2 separate regions of the Homo sapiens genome follow, and region 2 is linked to region 1. A link is a loop called in an ENCODE intact Hi-C map of the cell type or tissue named here. Cell type or tissue: chondrocyte. All regions are shown on one strand. Each heading gives the region's core, and the rest is flanking DNA. Links, peaks and the distances in the headings are about the cores only.

Region 1 (11,448 bases), core at 1,279-9,278:
GGTTTCTCTGTGGCTAGTGTTCACAGCACTACACTAATGTTTTAACAAAATATTTTTTAAAGGATTTCTATCTTACTTTTCTTTTGCACACTCTGTTCCATTTCCTAATGGAATGGATTTCTATTACAATAGTATAGTGGTCAAGAACACAGTCTCTGGAGCCAAATTTTGGGGGTCCATAGTCCTGGCTCCACCACATATTAGCTGTGTAACCTGAGGTAAGTCACATCATCTTTCTGAGCCTTACTTTCCTCATTTCTAAAGTTGAATTTATAACAGTATTCACCCCATAGATTTGAGGGAATGATTAAATGAATTAAAGCATGCACCGTATTTTAGAGCAGAGTTCTGGTGCTTGGCAATTTAATTGGATCAATAGTGGCAAACATTTCCAGCACTAAAGCAATTGATTATTGTTTTTGACTAACATGTTTTATTCATTCAGTACATTTTTATGGAACACCTACACTGTTTTTCTCAGTAGGGTTTTACATTATTTTCCCCATTCATTGTGTTCTGATAGGTTACCCAGTAATTGAATTCACCATAGCTAAAAGGAAATGCTTCTACCTGAAATCCCTGCAGAGACTAGATTTCTTTTTTGCTGGACATTTTCTCTCATTCTCTTCTCATAGAGTCTTGTGCTGCATTTTACACATAGTGGGCACTTTTTTGGACAGAGTAACATCTGCCTGAAGTTGGCAGATGTCTTTTTTTCTGGTGGATAAGAACAATGTCAATGTTGATTCCCAACAATGCCTACTAGTTAATGGATGCATACGGTGTCCTCGTCTCTGTCCTTCGGATTCCTTGTGTGTTGCATACAGCATTGGCAATATATACATCAACCACATGCTCTGCATTTTCCATGGCAATCACAGTTTCTATCATTTTATTCCACTGTGTATCTACATGCTTCAGTATTTGTCCTGAAAAACTAGGGAAATCTGTAGTATTAGTACTAAATGTTAATTTTTTTGTGTATTTCATTTTAATCCCTGGCGATGCATAATCAATGAAATGGCATCTTTGTAAATAAAGCACACCCAGTGAATATCTTCAAGCATCATTCCTAATTATTTAGTCTGGCATTCAAGGCCTTTCATGATCCGGCCTCTGTTGACTTGCCTGTCCCATCGCTTAACACTTGCCTCTCACACTCCAGGTATGAGCCATGAGGAGCTCTTTGAGTTCTCCTCTCTTGCCATCATCTCTCATTTCACCTCTAGACATTTTGCATGTGGTAATCTCTGCCTTCCATGCTATTCCTTATCTGTTTCACTCTATTATTCTCCATTATCAGTGAATGCTCCTCCACTCAATAATACACACACACCCCCCTCACACACATGCACACATACACAAATATGCATGCATGCAGATACACCATCTTAGCCTAGTTAATCCCTACTTCGCCTCAGACCCTGCTCAGATGTTACCACTTCTAGCAAGTCTTCCCTGACCTTCCTGAAACCGAATTTAGTTTTCTCTCCTCTGTGCCCCGCTCTCACTGTGTCAGCTGCCATCCCAGCACTCATTCCAGTAAGGTAAGGAATAGTATTTTGTGTGATGAATTAGGATCCTATCTGCCTTGACTTAAGTACATTTTCCAAAACTTGGTAGGTGTGTGTGTAGTTTTGGGAGGTAATAAGTAAGACTGCCTGTGGCCATTTCCGTCACTCATTCTCATGGCCACTCATTTGTCTCCTTTACTAGATTGTTGGCTTGGGGAAGGCAGAGAGGTGGACTATGCCAGTCACCTTCATAGAGCCACACCTTGTGCTGTGCCTTGGTAGTCATTCATTCATTTATTCACTTATTTCACAAATATTTACTGAGTCCCTAACCTACTACATGCCACGGTCTGCTCATGCCGGGTATTCAGACATGAATAAAAGAGATGCAGTATCTGCTCCTGTGGAGCTAATAGTCTAAGCATTGGAGACTGATGTTAATCAAAACATCTTCCAAGCCAATTAGAATGCCAAACCATGCTAAGTGCCACGAATGAAATATATAGAGGAAAGTGATAAAGGGTAACAGAGAGAGTACATTTAGGTTAATGGAGGAAGGCTACTCCAGGAGGTAACATTTAAATGGAGACATGAAGGATGAGAAGAAGCTGGCCATGCAAAAAGGCATGCTGTCACAGGAGAGGAAGAATGTTTTAGATACCCAATACAGTAGTGGCCCCTTATCCATGAGGTACATGTTCTCAGACTCCCTGTGGATGCATGAAACCATGGATAGTACCAAACCCTGTATATACTATGTTTTTTCCATCTGATAACTGAGATGGCTACTAAAGTGACTAATGGGCAGGTAGTGTCTACAGCATGGATCCACTGCACAAAAGGATGCATCATATCTTAGGCAGGATGGGGCAGGAAGGCATGAGATTTCATCACACTCCTCAAAGCAGTGTGCAATCTAAAACTTATGAGTTGTTTATTTCTAGAATTTTCCACTTAATAGTTTCAGACTGCAGTTGGTCACAGTAACTGAAACCATGGAAAAGGAAACCACAAATAAAGTGGGACTACTATACCATGTTTATTGAATGAATTAATCAATGAGTGATGGAGATTGAAATGAATTCTGTTGCAAAGGCTTTTGTCATGAAGGATCACTCATAATAGAATTAGTCATCCCTGATCTCCATGTTTTCTATCTTGAGTTTCCTCTGCAGTGGCCCTGGGCTATCAGCAGGCCCATATCAATCCTCCGGCTGGTGGTTCTTGAGGTTATGGAGTCATTTTCAGCAGGGGGCGCTCTATCTCAGTCATCCACGCAGCTCACTTTCTAACAGGCCCCAGTGCACATGATCCAGCATACTGACCCCTGGTCTTGGGCAGCCTCCCAACTTAGCAACTCCTCCCGAGGAGCTCTCTTCAAGCAATAAACAGCCTTTCATGTGACTAATTAGGATGTTGTCCTACCTGATTTATGTACACTTTGAAAAACTTGAAAGCAAGTAGTCATGTCCTTGGAGGTGATAAAGTAGAGTGTTTGTGGTTCTTTCTATACACAGTTAGATATTAGATCCTTGGTCAGGAAGATTATCTGACAACACTTTGAACCTCTCTTACAAAGCTTATCACATTTTGCCTTACATTTTATTTTTGTGTGCCTAACTTATCTCCCTTACTGAACTGTAGATATATTCTTTAGGGTAAGAATGTGCTTTTTAGACACTATCCATCTCCCATTATTGACTTGCCCATAGCAGACACTCAAGACATATGTTTGGATTAAATTTTTTCCGAGAGGAAATTTATGAGGCCTTGCTTCATTGAAGTTATATTCTTGGAAAAGCTTCACTAACTTCAAGGGCAGCTCATGGTGTGGTGGGTTTTCTTTGTGTGAGGCCCTTCCATAATGTGGCTGTATCCATCAGGGTTCAATGAGAGAAACAGAACTACAAGTATGCACGCTTAACTATAAAGAGATTTGTTTCAGGAATTTGAAATCACGTAATTGTAGGAGCTGGTTAAACCATCTTTGTAAGGTAGTTTTTGGTGTCTGATGTTGAAGCTTGACATCTACAGGATGGGCAGTTGGGAAGTGAAGATGGATGTAAAGTTGGGGAAAGCAGGAACCCAATGGAAGCTGCGAGGATTAACTGAAACGCGTGTTAATACTTGCTGCCTTGACCTTGATGTCACAGGCGGCCAGCAGAGACTAGGACACTGTTACAGAGACCAGCACACACACACACCTGGCCCAAAAGTTGGAGAAGGAGAAAGAGGATACAGGGAGAGATGGAGCAGTTGCAGGCCCAGCCATGCCCTGACACCAACAGAGGGAGCCAGAACATAAGCAACAAGGTGTGTGAGCTGCAAAATTGTTGCTGCTTCCCCTCTACCTTCTGAATGGCCCCCAATAATCTGTCTTGTGGACAGATGATTAGAGTGTGGACACTCTAATCAAAACGTACAGGAGAAGGGCCAGGCACCATGGCTCAGGCCTGTAATCCCAGCACTTTTGGAGGCTGAGGCAGGCGGATCACTTGAGGTCAGGAGTTCGAGACCAGCCTGGCCAACATGGTGAAACCTCACCTCTACTAAAAATACAAAAATTAGTCAAGTGTGGTGACACGCGCCTGTAATCCCAGCTACTCAGGAGGCTGAGACAGGAGAATTGCTTGAACCCGGGAGGTGAAGGTTACAGTGAGCTGAGATTGCACCACTGCTCTCCAGCCTGGGTGATAGAGTGAGACTCCGTCTCAAAAACAAACAAACAACAACCGAAAGAAAACATACAGGAGAGAGAATGCTGGGAAATGTGGTCAAGCCTACCCAAGTTGACACATTACAAAGCCAAGGCAATGGCCTTGACTCAGCCCTTACTCTTTAGAGCTTGTGAGTTGTCAAATGCTCCATACTCCCTTACAAAAGAAGGCAGTGACCTGTTTTCGTCAACACTGCCTGAGTGTGTCATATATTTCTTGTTTCACTGATCCAGCCTCAGTCTACTTTGACGGAAACTCTGTTAAATATGTCACATCATCATACACCTCAGAGACATACCATTTTACTGACTTCGTAAGGTGATTTCCATCTGTAGTGTTTAAGCTGATTTTTGTTTGTTTATTTGTTGCTATTGCTTTTAATGAGGGCATTACTTTGGGTCATTTTTACTGCTGAAGCAAAATATGTCTGTTTCTGTCAAAATCACTTCAGAAGCTATGTAGTATTACAGGGGAATTCTTTTAAAAATCAAATACAGAGCTGCTATTTGGGGAAGATGATATCGATGATTGAAGGGAATAGGACCTTTGTGCAGTATTTATTCTGGAAGTCCCATTATCTGAATTTCAGGATTTCTGATTCAGCCTTTAAAGCCGGTTGAGGCATTGAGGCAGTCCTGACAGGGTGTGTAGGCACATACACACACACACGCACACACACACACACACACACACCCTCTAAAAGAGAGAAAGATAAGAAAATACCATGGATAAGCTTCGCTAGCATTGCCTTTCCTTTCTAATTTGGTGGTTGGAAAGAGGCAAAGAGGAGACAAGATGGTGATAGACCGGTTGCAAGGTTTCAGCAGAGGGGACCTTGGCAGGCTGCCTACGAGCAGCGAGTGTGCAGTTTCCAGGCATGGCCACAGGATGGTGCAGTGACTGTGCAGATGGTGTATGGCACCAGGAGGGAAATCAAGGCCCTCTAAATATTCAGTGTTCTTGTTCTTGTTTTTCCATATGGGACCTAAACATGGGGAAGATAGCAAACATGGAAGAGAGCCAGGAAATGTAAGTGTTTTACCAAATATCATCCACAGTGTTTGAGAATAAAGAAAATCTATTTACACCCATCCTTGGCACTGAAATCCTGGTGAAGGGGACCGGGTATGCAATCTGTAAATCTGTCAGCTAATTATGAGCTCGGTTTTGTCAGTTATGCAGCAAGCTACTAAACTGTGGTGCATATTGGCACTTTTTATATGACAGATTCTGTTCCCATTGGACATGCGTGGTGGGCTATGGGTGGGATGGGACACAGATTTTTTTTTATCCTTCTTACTACAGACTTTTCTCTCAAGGCTGGATTATGAGGTTCTTTACATTATGCCACATAAATCCTGTACAGGGTGGTGAAAGAAATATCAGTACAAGATGGCTTATGAGTCTCAATTCACTGCAGCCTCAATCTCCTAGGCTCAAACAATCCTCCCACTTCAGCCTTCCTCCCGAGTAGCTAAGGGCTACAAGTGTGCCCTACCACTCCAGGCTAATTTTTTGTTATTTTTTATAGAAATGAGGTCTCCCTATGTTGCCTAGGCTGGTCTCAAACTCCTGGCCTCAATTGATTCTCCCGCCTTGGCCTCCCAAAGTGCTGGGATTACAGGCATGAGCCATAGCACTAGGGATAAAGATTGTTTTACGATGTTACAATACATGGAAGACAAATGATAGTCTGCAAGAAAATAACTATACGACATATGACAAAGGATTCACATCCATAATGTACAAAGAACTTATATAAACCCATAAGAAAGAGATAAACATACCAAATAAGTATAAGTCATTAAACAAGCAATTCACAGAAAAAATATAAACTAACATTTGAAAAGGTGCTTAATCTCACTGGATAGTGTAGGTATTGATAATGGGGAAATGCAGGTCCAAACAAAAAGCATTATTTTTGCCTCTCAGACAGGCAAAAATAAAAATAAAAAATAATATCCAGAGGTTTTGATAGTATCGACAGATACTGTCATATATCCTTGAGAGTAAATTGGAATAGCAATTCTGGATGGCAGTTTGGCAGTTTCTATCAAAAATTCGAATGCATATGCCAAGAAATTAGACTCTGAGGAATGTCTCCTCTCCTATAGAAATATTCAGTATGTGCCCAAATTTGTGTATACAAAGCCTTTCATCACAACATTAATTATACTAGAACAAAATGGAGAAAATGAGAATCAATCTAATTGTCTATCAATTAGGCCAGTAATAAATAAACTATCAATACCATAGGATATGCAGTTGTTAAAAGGAGTGAGGCAGAACTGCATGTGCTGACATGGGCCAATCTCTGGTCTATGTACTTAAAGAACTGTGTGTGTGTGTCTACGTACTTAAAGAAGTGTGTGCGTAAATATACAGAAACAGACCTGGTAGAACACACTCCAAACTGATAATACTAATTAGTTCTAGCTCTGCGGAGAGAATTTGAATTGCCAATGTGAAGGAACATTATCATATTTTGCCTTATATACTTCTCTCTATGTTTTTAATAATGAGCAGGTATTAACATATTATGAAATTTAAAAATAAATTTCTTTAAAAAGACATTACCAGGATTATAAGAGTTATTATTTCTCTTCTCAAAGCTTCACAGGTACCCAAATAATCCTCAATAACAAATCAAAAAGCTAAGACCTGCATGAGATGGAGATTAACAACTACATGCTCCTAATACCCCTTAATTTTGTTCTTTTCAGGCCCACACAATTCACTTGTATTATGAGTGTTTCCTGGTTGTCATCTGGCAGTAGCTCTCCGAGGGATGATGTGAGGGTCTGGGGGGAGGAACAAGAGAGATGACTGGAAAATCATGTTTTTCTTACCTTCAGCCTCCTTTGTTGCCTTAACTAATTGAAGAATGTTTTTCTCTTGACTTTTTGTGTCCTGTCTCACTTTAGGGCTTTCTAAGTCACTTAACACACAATCATGTACTTTTTAGTACTTGTCATCAGAGTTTTGTGATCTGGCTAGATTGGCCTTTGGTATAAAGCATTCCAATTTGCTTTCTGGGGCTCTGGGGAATTCTTGCTTCAGCCAACTCTATCTCTTATTCTCCCTCCTCTTCTTTCTTCCCCTGGACTAATAATGACAAATCCATTCCTGGACCTGTAGAATTGCCCCCACACTTCCCTTATGACCACCTGGAAACTTCTATCCGGGTTTTCGGCTTGTTGAAAGCATTTGCCTTCCTATTCTGCATTTTCTTGAATGCTTGTGATTTCTGAGTGACCTGTATGTTCTTGCACCATGGTAACATTCCATCAAGATTCTGTCCACATTCAACCCCTTGACTATTTACCCTCACAGAAAAAAAATGCCATGACGAATGCCATCCATTTTAGCTGAGTATTTTACCTTTTGCTGAGTTGTTGCCTTAAACATATTCCTAAGGCATATTTGGCAATTTGTGGCCTGGTGTACTTTTTTCCAACAGGCCTATGGATTGCTAGTCACATAACACCGTCAGATCCTGACCTGCAGTTATATTTGTAAGTGACTTTTCAGCTTTCTCCACTGGCTCCCCTTATCTGTACACTTATAAAGAACTCCTTCTCTGAGATCCCCATCATTTACTTACTCTCTCATCTTCACGCTCTTTGACCTCCTTTTTGTCTTATTCTAGAAGGTGCTACGTGTCAAAGATTAGTGTCTTATCTCCCTTCTTCCCTTCATTCCTATATTCTTCCAAATCTGTTTTCGTTTTGCTGTTAGAGGTAGAGGATAAAATAGTTACCATTTATCATGTATTTTCTTATCTCTGGGTTTAAAAATCTTCATTCCTTTATTTTCCTGTAATTAACAGGCATGTTTTCTCTTCCACCCACTGAAGTTTTGATGAAAATATTAAATTGTATCAGACTTAGGTCAGTTCCCTGAGAAACAATATGCACTGTGATTCCCTATCTCTGGTTCTTACTGAGCTATCAAAACCCAGCTGGTCACTATCATCCACTAGTGCCACTTGTATGTGGTGTGAACAATATTTTTCAAGCTAGTTAATGAGTAGGTCACGGCTAGGAGCAGAATCAAAAGCCTTTCCAAGGTTAATACATATTACGTTGTTTGCTGCCCCAAATCCATTAGGCTTGTCATCTGTTACCCAACAAAAATTAGATTGGGTCAGCATGACTATTTTCTTCATAATGTAGTGCTGATTGTTACTCAGTACTCTGTGCTATTCTTATCGTTCTTTTTATTTTCATTGAGGAATTTTAAAAACATATTATCCTGTGAGTAAAATTGGGTTATTCAATCTTTCATCTCTATGTTGACTCTCTATCCTTTCTGAAAAGGTAGATTTTTTTTAGTTGGCTTTTTCTAATCTCCAGGAACTCCGGTTTCCAAGAATTTCCAAAGATGAGACATCTCTGTAATTCTTCAAAGGATCAAGATGCATTCTTTGCACACTTTAGGGTGAAAGTCCTGCAAGACAGTTTGGAATGTTCAGTATCAATTGGCATTGCTCAATATGAATTCTGTGCATATGGAGAGTTAGGCAGCTCATGGCTGCCTGCTGTGATGGCTAGTGTGTGTGTGTGTGTGTGTCTGTGTGTGTGTATGTACATTAAAATTTCCTTTTACTTTAGTGTCATGGTTTGAACTACCTTCCCACACAGTCCAACACAAAGACCCACATTATTTCCCCTTCCTTCCATGCAATAAAGAATACTTTCCCATACATCTGTTCCTAGTAGGAACTTATTCCTTGCTTTGGCTCTCCCCATTTTCTTTTTAAATGTAGCTGTCTCAAATCTATTGTGGGCAAGAGAAAGGTATTAATAAATAAACCCACTTTCTGAATGTTCACCAGGTAGATCTGTCACAATCCACTTATGCCAAGGACTGCAATTGTTTGCTCCTGGAAGTAGTGCTGGGGGAGTAGGCTAATGCCTGAGAGAGCCCCCTTCTAATCCTACAGTGAGGTGTGGCACCCAGAGTTTAAATGAGTAACCTGCAGTTTCATAAACCCCATGCTCTTTCTCTACATAGTGCAATGAGTCTTTTGAAATAAATATATAAAAGAAACCTGTTCTCTGACCTTTGCTGTTTAGATGCCTCCCTTGCCTGTGTCATGACTCTGTGTTAATTAATGTAAGTAAAATGTAAACATTAGAGAAGTCATTTTGTGGATGCAGACCTACCAAACCCATCCTCACATTTTCACATACAAAAGGAAAACTTCTTGCTGGAAATTTTCTCTAATCATTTTTGCTTTCTATCAGAATTAGAGGGAAGACATTGCAATACTATTACAAGCAATAATAACTAACTTTTATTGAGTGCAAGTTTCAGGCTTGGTGCTAAGCTGTTTTGTGGAATTAACTTCTATTTTATACCTGGCATAAATGGAAGTTCAGAGAGTTTAAGTGACTTGCCCATAATCAGATGGATAAAGAGTGGCAGAGTTGGCCACTGTTTTGTAGGGCTAGAGTTGGGCAGTCCTAGGGTCTCACATAAGTTTTTTGGACATTTTATTGTCCATGAAGTCAGAATCCATCTTATAATTCATGGCATTCTAGATACTTTTAAACAGAATTTTAAATAAACTGTTTTCCTTTCCTTTCCTTTCCCTTTCCCTTTCTTTCCTTTCCTTTCCCTTTCTTTCTCTTTTCTTTCTTTCTTTCTTTCTTTCTTTCTTTCTTTCTTTCTTTCTTTCCTTCTTTCTCTTTCTTTCTCTTTCTTTCTTTCTTTCTTCTCTTTCTTTCTTTCTTTCTTTCTTTCCTTCTTTCTTTCTTTTTTTTCTTTTCTTTTCTTTTTCTTTTTTTTTTCGGAGTTTCACTCTTGTTGTCCAGGCTGGAGTACAGTGGTGCCATCTTGGTTCACAGAAACCTCCACCTCCCGGGTTCATGAGATTCTCCTGCCTCAGCCTCCCGAGTAACTGGGATTACAGGCACCCGCCACCATGCCTGGCTAATTTTGTATTTTTAGTAGAGACCGGTTTTCACCATGTTGGTCAGGCTTGTCTTGAACTCCTGACCTCAGGTGATCCACCTGCCTCAGCCTCCCAAAGTGCCAGGATTACAGGTGTGAGCCACTGCACCCAGCCCACAGTATTATTTCTATTATAAAAGAAATATAGATTCGTATTTTAAAAGTTGGTAGAAAATTTATACCAAGTCTCACCATTTTGTTATATTTCCTTCCAGTCTTTCTTTTATGCATAATTTTTCTTATGATTTGTTTGTTTTACATGATCATAAGAATACATGTAACTTTGTGAAGTTTCACAATTTTATCTTTTAAAATTATATCTTAGCATAAACATTTTCCCTGCTATGTAATTTTTTAAAGCCTACATAGTAATCAATTGATCGAGTATATAGTTTAGCCTTTTCCAAGTGATTTAGCATTTAGCCTGTTTTTGTTTTCATTGTTATAAATATCACTGTATTTAAACTTTTTATGCATGAAACTTTGCTGTATTTCGAATGATTTCATGGAAATGAAAGTATTGGATCAAAGAATGTGAACTTCTATAAAGTTCTGGTTAAGCATGGCCAAGATTTCCATAGGTGTCTGAAAGTGTGCCTGAATTTTCACTATTTGATTCATGCAAGAATCTGAGTAATATATCCAGAGCTGAGAGGTGTTCCTTGTACCGTGGTTGAAAAGACCACATGGCTTCATTGGTGTTACTGGCAGAATTACTGCTTGCTTCCACCACTCCTCTATTCTATCCCCACCATCGTTAAACTCAGAATTTTCTTTATTGCCACAGTATTGAGGGAACAGGCTTCCAAAAAGAGTGAGTAATAGCTTTCCACTGTTGCGTGATTTCCCTCCTAGACAGCACCCTGTTTTAGGAGTCTGTAATCATACTGAGGAATAGAAGCAGGGAGGTAGGAAGAAGGATAATGGAAGCAGCAAAGCCTTTGTGAAGATTCTGGAAACAAGTGACTGAGACCTCTGACACTTTTCTGATAAATCCACTTAACAAAGTAGCAGATACTTGAATAATTGATGCCTCTTGTTCTTGGGCTTAAGCACTGAGCTGCTGGTCTTCTTACATTCAATCTTGATCTTCTAATTCAATTCGCATACTGCTACCAAAGACACAAAACTGATCATGTAACTCCACCACCATTTTGCTGTTTTGCTTCCAAAATTCCCAGTCCCTCAGGATACAGTCGAAATGCCTGAGCATGTCCTTCAAAGCCTTGTGGGACTTAAACCCTGCTTATTCTTCTAGC
Region 2 (11,448 bases), core at 1,282-9,281, 520 kb after region 1:
CTACTACCTACCCTTCGAGGAATAAAGTCCCAATTCCTTAGGATGGTACACAAAGCATTGAACTCTGGCTACCTTCCTAGCCTTGTCCTTGCTACTAGCTACCTCGTATTCCTACCTCTGCTGACTTTGACAAAACTAATCTCAGATGGAGGCTTAGCAGATAAAATACAGAATGCCCTATTAAATTGTAATTTTAGATAAACAAAGAATAATTTTCTTATATAAGCACATCTCATGCAATTGTTGTTTATCTGAAATTCAAATTGAACTGGGAATCCTGTGCTTCTTATTCACTAAATCTGGCCACTCTACTCAGGTCTCAAGTCCTCTGGTAGGACATCCTTGACCTCCTCCAAACTCTTTCCTCCCTTCTGTGCTTCCCCAGTACTCAGTGCTTATAGCATTTTAGAGTGTTATAACTGTCTAGATGTCTGTCTCTTCTACTAGACAGTGAGCTCTTAGTTGTCTTTTTACTCCCAATACCTGCTTTGCAGATAATGGGCACCAACAAATATTTACTGAATCAATGGTGTTAATGCTGCATGTGTGCATTTATGTTTTGTGTAAAAGTTAATTTTCAAATGCAAGCAGGTGTGAAGATAAGTATATGTGTTTTCTTAATGTATAAGATAGAGGTATCAGTCCATCATGCTTTGAATTCTCTTTATGAGATACTTAGGCTTGGTAATGTACACCTGCCTCAGCTGAAGTTGAGCCCTTCTCTCAGTCAGGAATGCAGAATCCCAACTAGCAAGTGCTGTATTTTTCTGAATGGGATACTTAGGAGAGGACACAGTAGGCCTCAAAGGGGCACATTTATACAAATAAACTCGAAGGCAGAGAGGGTAGAAAGAGGGGTGGGAGAACTTTCCCAATCGCTATATACATAGAGACACAATCCAGAAATTGTGACACTTTATACATGTGATAAATGGAAACACAGAAGTCTGTAGGAGGGAGTGATGGGGAGGGGACGGAAGAGGAGAGCGGTGTGTGTGTGGGTGTGTGTGTGTGTGTGTGTGTGTGTACCTATAACTGTTGTGATGGACATTTAAATAAAACTTATGGAGATATTGTGTTTTAAGATCCTAAGGAGATTGTTTTCAAATTTATGGTGAAATTTTTCCCAGTGGACCCTGGACATCTGCGGGAAGAACTTACAAGGTATAGTGATTACCTGTGTGTCTCTGCATGATGTTACTTAAGAATCATTATTCTCCATTTATTGGGGGCAAGTGCTTCTGGCCATTCTCACAAAACTTGGCTTTAAGTCACTGTCTGGGAGATGGTGAGGATCTGGAGAGAGGATGGGCCTAGCTGGTTCCCCAGGTGTTCATCATCCAAAGGGTGGAGACTACAGGAAGAAAGAGGTGTGTTCTAGAAGTTCAAGCCTGGGTATCCACTTGGGGGTTATGCCATTAACTACTACAACAATGAATGTGCTCTCCTTCATGAATCTGTGTTTCAGTCAGAGAGGGCAGCTTAACAGCACGGGTATAATACCAGCCGATTTCCATGGAAATTGAAAATGTGGGGGTTGTGAATGTATCTCACAGAAGACAAAATAATCTGTAATGATGATAAATACTTATGAAAAAATGTCCTTCAGAATTACAAAGTAAACCTATTTCTGCAAAAATATGTTGTCAACAAAACATTCCTCAAAACCTTACTCTACTTTCTAGACTTACACTTTTTTTTTTTTTTTTTTTTGAGACAGGGTCTTGCTCTGCCTCAGGTTGGATAGGCTGAAGTGCAGTGGCAACCTCCCTGGCTCAAGCAACCCTCCCACCTCAGTCCTTGTGCCCTGCTTCCCGCCAAGGACTACAGGAACTTGCCGCCACGCCCGGCTAATTTTTAAGGTTTTTTTTTTTTTTTTAGAGATGGGGCTTTGCTATGTTGCCCAGACTGGTCTTGAGCTCCTGAGCTCAAATGATTCTCCGCCTTGGCCTCCCAAAGTGCTGGGATTACAGGCATGAGCCACCACACCTGGCTTAGATTTAGACTCCTATACGTGAAAGAGGTCTGAGAGATAATCTAATCGAGCCCTCTTAGTTTACAGAGGAAGAGATAGGTCATGGGAGCTAAAATGACTGTCCAAGATCACAGAAGGTTGCCAGTTATTCTCCCTGATGTCTTCCCCCCAAAAGAGTTCATGGCCAGTTCAATCTTTGCCCCTTTTATAAAGACTTTTCTGAGTGGCCTTTGCAAAAGTCGCTTTTTACAAGCCTCTCTTTCTGTCTTTCTCTCTCCTAATTCTCTCTCCACATTTGTGAGCTACAGGCCACTTTCCCAAATAACTTGATACCTTGGTATATATATGTATTTGCGTTTGCTAACCCATTTCAGTTGAGTTTTAAATTGTGACCAATTTTGATGGAGATAAACTCCCCCCACCTCCAAAAAAAAAAGAATGGGAAAATCAATGTGATGATAAATGATTCATCAGCTGTTCAGAGCAAGGATTTGGTATTTGTAGCAGGCAGCTGCCTTCTTAACAGCAAGGAACGTGTCAAATGACAAGAAGTTCCCTTTCTTTCATGCTAGGAGCAAAACGAAATTCACCTTTCCTTTAGCAACTAAAGCTGATTATTCTCATTGACAACTATATTTGAAAACAGGCAATGACAAAGGTTAGGCTTCATTTATTTGTTTCCCATTGGTCCATTTAAATAATACTTAACTTTAGTTGAGTCTACAAGGATGCCTTGTCTAGGCTAATACATGGGTTTCTAAGAGTGGTGTGCAAATGTAATTTTTCTAATTGAATCGTTTCTAATGTATAAGGAGAGCTCATAATTTGAAAGATTATAATGATGAATGCTTTTGTAAACTGAATAATCACCTGCTAATTTACTTGCTTTTTCAATCTAGATTTTCACATATCACTTGCGATTAATTTTGATTCACCACATTGCCTTCAAGGCTTAATTGGTTTTAAAAAAAGTACACATAGACCTTTATTTAGAAAATCACATTTTTATAGGGAAATGCTCATAGTACTCAGTGTTTTAATTTATAAAACAAAATATTGGGGCCAGACACAGTAGCTCACACCTGTAATCCTAGCACTTTGAGAGGCCAAGGTGGGGCAATCAACTGAGGTCAGGAGTTGAAGACCAGCCTGGCCAACATGGTGAAACCTCGTATCTACTAAAAATACAAAAATTAGCTGGGCATGGTGGTGCATGCCTGTAGTCCCAGCTGCTAGGAAGGCTGAGGCAGGAGGATCGCTTGAACCCCAGAGGCAGAGGTTGCAGTGAGCTGAGACTGCACCACTGCACTCTAGCCTGGGTAACAGAGTGAGACTCTATCTCAATAAATAAATAAATAAATAAATAAATAAATAAATAAATAAATAAATAAATAAAATATTGGAACCAATCTTGGACCATGGAAGAAGGTAATTAGTGGTAGGTAGTCTTCATTATGCACATTTCTTTACAAAATTTGATTCTCCTTTGAAAATGACTTTTTCATAAGTGTGGGATAAATGTTATCTGTTTAGCAGAGCCCTAGATACCAAGCTGCATTTCATAGGTCCCTGATGAGCATTTGGTGGGAAAAGGGGCAGTTTGGTTTAGTTCTTTTCAGCAAACATTAATTACACTAACTGTGTAAAATGATGTGTTGGGCACTGGTGATACAGAGAAGATGGTCCAGGCCAAGGGAATAACAGGCAGAAGCAGGGCCCCAAGTTCTTCATTTCTAAAACACAGTCTTTTGGATAGGAGGCAGCCTGAATTCAGGGGCAGACCTAAGTTCTAGCCACAGATTCACTATCCTTGGGTGATATGACCTTGTCAAAATCACCTAGCCCCTCTCTTTCTATAACTGTAAACTGGAGTGATCATTTCTTGCTCCACCAACCTCCTAAGTTGTTATGGTAGTGAGTACTTGATAGTGTTTTGTAAACAGTATGCTACTGGCCTCCTGAGTGCATTTATTCTTGCTTGATCTCCTATTCTTTCTAGCTGGGAATGTGGCTTTGCTACGTGGCAGAAACCACCAGAGGATGATTGGCCAACTTTCTCAATTTGGCAGGAGGATTTGGCCAGGGTGATTCCTAATGGCTGTGAGGCCTGCCAAAGTGTTCAATCAGCTGAGTTGTGGTCCGGGTCTGGTTTGGGGCTGAAGCAAAGCCTATGCATTACTCACCACCCCCAAAAAGGCATCTGACTGACTGGGGGCACCATTCCTTTCTTGAATCATCTTGGATCTGGGAGAAGGAAAATGCTTCTTTCTTATTTCTGTTTCTTTCTCAAGAGATTCTCCCCAATTTCTTTGCAGGTATCTTTTTACTCTTCAAATAAAGAAGGATTTGGCTCTAGGAAGGCTTCCATGCAGTGACAACTGTACAGCGTTGATGGTATCTCACATCTTACAATGTAAGTAGCAAATGTCTGTCTGCTTTGGGACCTATCAGCCAGGTAGAGAACCAAGCACAGGAGCTGAGCTCCCCACACATGCCCATCACTGTGTTAGGGTTTACAGGGGAGAGAAAGCCTGGATAAGATAGAGAGAAACAGCATGGCCTGAGCCTGAGTTTCCTTGTCTTTAAAATAGTGACAAGAATACCTTTGGTTCTGTGGATTAAATGTAAATGCTGATTTTCTTCTACCCCAGTCCAGCCTTCCCCTCCTACCGCCTCTGGGAAAGCTGTCCAGGAACTGGTTTGGGCTAATTTGGGCATGGGCTTTGCCAGACAGGTCCCCACTCCCTCTGCTTACCCCAGGATAATTCTCTGATACATGCTCTCTGTAGCACATTGTCACGTTTGTTGTGATTTCTCTGTTGCTCTTTATCATGATTTCAGAGAACAAAGCACAGAGTACAGCAGGTGGAGAGAGGTTAAAAGGGAAAAAAGCCCCAGGCATCTATTAGCGTTCCCCATATCCTAACAACCAACAAGTAGCTGGACTAGGCTGCATAACGAAGGTAGGTAGAAGGTGGTCTGGGGAACAGCAGGGGCCTTCCAGGGAGGGGGTGATGCCTGGCAGGCCAGGCTGCTGCTACAGCCCCAAGGGCAGGGTATAGGCAGCTGGAGATAGTATCTCTTCTAAAGCCAGCTGGACATTTTCTCCCTTCTAGAGAGGCCTCCAAAGAATAGGCTGTTTCTTACCAGTCCTGCAGGATCATAACTTCATTTTTTGTATCTTAAGTTCATTTTTGACCTCTGTACCTTACCTTTCTGATAGTCCAGAAATGACAGATTTCTAATTTCACCGGGAGCCCCAGAATGCAGTGCTTAGATAGGGACAGTGTCTGAATAAGTGTTTACCAAGTGACTCCTGGCAGGGACAATCAATGAGAGCCCTAGGATCTCAGAAAGGCAGAGGGCAGTAAGAGAAATGGTAATCATGGAAGGCTGTTGGAGAAGGTGGCTTTTGTGCTGGGCCTTAAAGGGACACATAGGAATTGGATAAGTACTTGTCAGTAAAGGAAACAGCATGAAAACAAAAATGGTGGTTAGACAAGAAGTGACGTATATAGAGGATGAAAAATGACCCAGTATAGCCCAAACATAGGGCCTGTTTAGAAGAGGTGATGGAAAATGCACCATTTTGAAGGGTCTTGAATGCCGAGGACACTAACCGTCATGTCCAGTATTGTACTTTGGCACTGGGGTGGGAGCATAGGGTAGAGCAGATAGAGGAAACAGTGCTAGAAGACATCCTTCTCCACTAGCTGCCTGTTGAGGCAGCAGTCAGAGGATTGGGGCTCCCAGGCAGTCTCTGACGGGGGAGCTCAATTTCATTCTTAACAGTTCTGCCTTATGGATTTGAGCATTCCCTAGTGGCCGTTTCAGGCATAGCACAGAGCACTTGAGCTTTTCTAGAGGATATTGTCTGTCAGTAGAAACTCTTTCCATGGAAAAAAGCTAAAGTTCCAACTAGGTAGTTCTTCGCAATTGATTGCAGTGAGACTATTTCACTAAACTCTAACGTAGTATGCAGAACACAACTAGATTGCTCTAGTTGTGCAATTTATTTGTCTAATTTTCCATTCATCTAATATTTGTTGGATACCTGCTATATTTTAAGCGTTCAAGAACCTCCACATTTATTTGTCTAATTTTCCATTCATCTAATATTTGTTGGATACCTGCTATATTTTAAGCGTTCAAGAACCTCCACATTCCAACCTTCTCGTCTCCTTTGTTTACACTTACACACCTCTCTATTCTAGCCAGACACTCCCTCCCAAACACAAGCTGAACATTTCAAATGAAGTGTCCCTCTTTTATGAACTCCCTCAGTAACTCTTCTTGGTCGTTAATTCAAGAAAATTGTATCATGTACCTACCACATGCCAGATACTATTATAGGCACTGGGAACACAGCAATAAACAGACAAAAATCCTTGCCCTTGTGGAGCTCACATTTTGGCAGCGGGGGAAAATCAGACAATGACCAAAATAAGTAAATAAATTATATAATGCATGGTAGCAGGTGATAAGAGCAATGGAGAAAAATGAAGCGTAGGAGGGAGATGGAAGAATTCTGGGGGCAGATACTGAATATTTATATTTTTAAATTTTATTCTTTTCTTCTTTTATGGACAAGAGTTAACATCGGCATAAATATTATTTTTTGAGATGGGGTCTCACGCTATCAGCCAGGCTGGAGTGCAGTGGGGCGATCTCAGCTCACTGCAACCTCCACCTCCCAGGTTCAAGTGATTCTCCTGCCTCAACCTCCTGAGTAGCTGGGATTACAGGCACATGCCACCACACCCGGCTTTTTTTTTTTTTTTTTTGTATTTTTAGTTAGAGACAGGGTTTCACCATGTTGGCCAGGCTGGTCTTGAACTCCTGGCCTCAAGTGATCCTCCCGCTTTGGCTTCCCAAAGTGCTGGGATTACACGCGTAAGCCACAGTGCCCAGCCAGCATAAATATTTAAATAAGGTGGACAGGGTAGGCTTACTGGGAAGATGACAGCTAAACAAAGACTTGAAGGAGGTGGGAGGGTAAGCTATGCAACAAAATCATGTGAAAGAGAATCCTGGCAAAGAGAGCATGCAGTGCAAAGGGCCTGAGGTGAGAGCATGCCTGGGGTGTTCAAGAAACATCAGAAAGGCTTTTATGGCTGGCTGGAGCTCAGTAAGAGAGGAAGAGAATAAATATGAAGGTCTTAAAAGCATATTAAAGGGCCAGGTGTGTTGGTTCATGCCTGTAATCCCAGCACTTTGGGAGACTGAGGTGGGAGGATCGCTTGAGGCCAGGAGTGCATATCCGACTGGCCATCTCTTTTTTAAAAAAGCATATGAAAGACCTATAGCATAACTCTAAATGAGCAGATAAGCCATCGAAGCAGTTTAAGCAGAGGAGTGAAATAATCTGAATTAGGTTTTGACGGGGTCCTTTTGGCTGCTGTGGTGAAAACAGACCTCAAGAGGAAATGGTGGAAGTGGGGAGACTAGATAAAAGGATATTACAGGAGAGAGAGACCATGGTAGTTTGGACCAGCGTGGTAACAGTGAAGGTGCTTATAACATTTGTCACCTTCTGTTACTGGAGCTATTTACTCATTCGTATGTCATAGTTGTATTCTTAGGTTGCTATAGTCTTGTATGGAGAGAAAAAAAAGCACAGTCTTATGTGCTTTTGTTTTTCTTAGGGTCAACGTGGGATTTGTGGTTAATAAACTGGAAAATTGGGGTGTGTGTGTTTGTGCATGTGATTTATTTAAAAAAACAGCTCTATTGAGGTATAATTTACACATCATAAAATTCACCCATTTTAAATGCACAACTCAATGATTTTTAGCAAATTTACAGAGTTGTGCAAGCATTACCGCAATCCAGTTTTAAAACATTTCCATCACACCAAAAGACATCTCTCATCCCTACTTGCAGTCACGCCCTGTTCCCACGCTCAGCCCCAAGCAACCACTAATTTGCTTTCTGTTTCTGTAGATTTGCCTTTCCTGAACATTTCATGTAAATGAAATGATAAAATATGGGGTATTTTGCATCTGACTTTTTTCACTCAAAATAATGATTTTTAAATTAAAGCATGCTCTAACATGAGCTGCAACAGTTTGTTCCTTTCTTTTGCTGAGCAGTATTCCATTTATGGATTTACCACTTTTTTTTTTGAGATGCTCACTGCAGCCTCCACCTCCCGGGTTCAAGCAATTCTCCTGCCTCAGCCTCCTGAGTAGCTGGGATTACAGGCAGGCACCACCACGCCCGGCTAATTTTTGTATTTTTAGTAGAGACAGGGTTTCACCATGTTGGTCAGGCTGGTCTCGAACTCCTGACCTCATGATCCACCCACTTTGGCCTCCCAAAGTGCTTGGGATTACAGGAGTGAGCCACTGCGCCCAGCCACATTTTGTTTATCTATTCACCTGGTCGTGGACATTTGGATTTTCTTCCAGTTTAGCTATTATGAATAATGCTATAAGCATTGGCACACAAGTGTTCTTGTGGATACAAGTCTTCATTTCTTTTGGGTACATTCCAAGGAGTGTAATTGCTAGGTCTTATGATATATTTATATTGAACATTTTCAGAAACTGCCAATTCAAATTGTTACAATAACATTAGAAATGTACAAGGTTTTTGACTTCTTCATACCTTCACTAACACTTGGTATTGTATATCTTTTTGATTATGACCATTCTAATGGGTATAAAGTATCTCACTGCAATTTTAATTAGCATTTTCCTAATGACTAACGATGTTGAGCACAGTTTCATGTGCTTATTCCAATGTTTTCTTTGGTAAAATGCCTAGTCAAATCTTTTGCCCATTTTTAAATGAGTTTTTATATTATTATTGAGTTTTAAGAGGGTTTTATAAATTCTGATTAAAAGTCTTTATAAGATATACAATTTGCAATTTTCTCTTCTAATCTGTGGCTTGTCTTTTCATTTTGTAAGGATATCTTTTGAAGTACAACAGTTTTAAAATTTGATGGAATTTCACTTTCTGTGTAGTTTTAGTGGATCATTCTTTCGGTGTTGTATCTAAGAACTCTTTGCCTAACTTAAGGTCAAAAAGATTTTCTCCTAGAACTTTTATAAATTTACCTCTTATAGTTAGATCTATGATCCATTTTGAGCTATTTTTTTGTACGCTTGCATGGAGTATAGTGTGAGGTAGGGGTCCGACTTCATATTTTTGTGTGTGGATGTCCATTTGTCCTAGCAACATTTGTTGAAAAGAATATTATTTTTCTTCATTGAATTGTCTTGGCACATTTGTCAAAAACCAATTGACCATAAATGTAAGGAGTTACTTCTGTACTCTCACTTATGTTCCATTGATCTATATTTCTATTCTTATGCCATTACCACACTGTCTTAATTACTGTAGCTTTGAGGTAAGCTTTGAAATAAGGAAGTGTACACATTGCCCAACTTTGTTCTTTTTCAAAATAGTTTGGTTATTCTGAGATCTGTGCATTTCCATGTAAATTTTAAGGTCATTTGTCAATTTCTATTTTTAAAAGCCTACTGGGATTTTGATGGGGATTGCATTGAATTTATAGATTATTTTTTGAAAAAATTGCCACCATAACAATATTGAATCTTCTTGTCTGTGAACATGAACTATCTCTTCATTTATATAGATCTTTTAAAAATTTCCCTTGGCAGCATTTTGTACTTTTCAGTGTGTAAGCCTTACACTTCTTTTATTAAATTCATTCCTCTGTATTTTATTCTTTTTTGATGCTATTGTAAATGGAACTTTTTAAAATATCATTTTTAGATTATTCATTGCTAGTATATATAAATACAATTGCTTTTTATATATTGATCTTCTATCATGCTACCTTGCTGAACTCATTTATTAGTTCTAGTAGTTTTTCATAGGTTCCTTGGGATTTTTTTTCTTTCCTTTTTTTCCTTTTTTTTTTTTTGAGACAGGGCCTCACTCATTCACCCAACCTGGAGTGCAGTGGCACGGCCATGGCTCACTGTAGCCTTGAATTCCTGGGCTCAAGCAATGCTCCCACCTCAGCCTCCAAAGTAGCTGGGACCTGGGACCACAGGCATGTGCCACCACACCCAGCTAATTTTTACATTTTTTGGTAGAGATGGGGTCTTGCCATGTTGCCCAAGCTGGTCTCGAACTCCTGGGCTCAAGCAATCCTCCTGCCTTGGCCTCCCTGAGTGCTAGGATTACAGGCGTGAGCCACCACGCTCAACCTTGGGATTTTCTACATGCAGGATCATGTTGAGTGCAAGTAAAGACAGTTCTACCACCTTCTTTTCAGTGCAAATTCTTTATGTTTCTTCTTCTTGCCTGACTGCACTGACTAGAACCATCAGTACAATGTTGAATAGATGTGGCAGGCACTTGATATCTTTACCTGATTTCTGATCTTAAGTGAAAGCATTTAGTTTCTCACCATTTGGTATATTCCTTGTTTGTTAAGTGTTTTGTTTTGTTTTGTTGATTGTGAGTGGGTATTAGACTTTGTGCAATGCTTTTTCTCCATCTCTTGAGAAGATAATGTGCGGGTTATTTTTTTTTTGTCCTTTATTCTATTATCATAGTGTATTATAGTCATTGGTTTTCATATGTCAAACTGACCTTGCAATCCTGAGATAAATTCAACTCATTGTGTATAATCCTTTTCATATGCTGCTGAATTCAGGTTACTAGTGTTTTGTTCAGAATTTTTGCCTCTGTATTCATGAGGAATGTTGACCTGTAGTCTTCATTTCTTATGATGTTTTTGTCCCGTTTTGGTATCAGGGTAATATTGACCTCATAGAATATGTTGCTAAGTATCTACTCCTCTATTTTCTGGGAGAGTTTGTGAAGAATTGGTATTTATTTCTTCTTTGAATATTTGATAGAATTAGTCAGTGAAACCATCAGAGCCTTATTGGGTTTCAATGTGATTTGTACATTTATCAGTATTGGCAAAAAAAATTAATCAATGAGCCATTTCTTTGGTCTTTTAAAAAATGTTTATTATATGGAGATTTTTATTATATTGTGATTTTTGAAATACAGATATACACCCACCTGTCTAAAACACAAATGGAAAACCAAGAAAGAAGAGAAAAAAAACAGCCCTCCAGCACTCAAAATAGGTATCCTATTGTCCATGTATCTTATCCAATAGAAGAGCACCATAGGATTCCATGGAGAGTCTATTTACTCTTACAGTATATAGAATGCTAACAGGTTTGGATATTTGCTTTCTCATTTTATGTTAGACTAGAAGTCTCACTTTAGAACCAAGTATTCTAAAGTTTGACTTCAGGGGAAGTCAGTGACCAGGAAATGATTCATATAAATCTGACAGAGAGGAAAAAGGCATACAAATTATAAAGAAGAAAAAAGAATCCAAAAATCAAAACAATCTGAGGCAATTAAGGTTAAGGGCACATAGTCCTAAATGCCTTTGTAGACATAGTGCTGTAATAGATGTTTCATAAAAATAAACTGGAGGCATCTAGAAAAGAGCAAATTATGATCAT

The links. A loop is a pair of places that touch in the nucleus more often than their neighbours do. Peaks named below come from ENCODE experiments on the same cell type or tissue, not always from the same donor. Only the 100,000 strongest peaks of a DNase experiment are listed, where the experiment ranks them.
Region 2: a loop joins it to region 1, with 4 times the contacts of the local background. A loop is called at or near these places in 41 of 110 quality-filtered maps.

The regions. Positions count from the first base shown.
Region 1 is chrX:132,606,856-132,618,303 of GRCh38, reverse strand. No RefSeq gene overlaps it. Among named protein-coding and RNA genes, the nearest start is that of HS6ST2-AS1, 55 kb to the left of the region's middle. In chondrocyte, for the core only: CTCF peaks have their summits at 2,565, 2,773 (motif pointing right), 3,809 (motif pointing right), 5,128 (motif pointing right) and 1 weaker place; a DNase peak (open chromatin) is centred at 5,083.
Region 2 is chrX:132,086,982-132,098,429 of GRCh38, reverse strand. FRMD7 (FERM domain containing 7) reads left to right here. Exons shown (of 12, transcript NM_194277.3): 4 at 1,086-1,164; 5 at 4,291-4,388. Among named protein-coding and RNA genes, the nearest start is that of FRMD7, 35 kb to the left of the region's middle. RefSeq lists a silencer at 5,779-5,838. In chondrocyte, for the core only: a CTCF peak has its summit at 5,799; no DNase peak of the experiment used is centred there.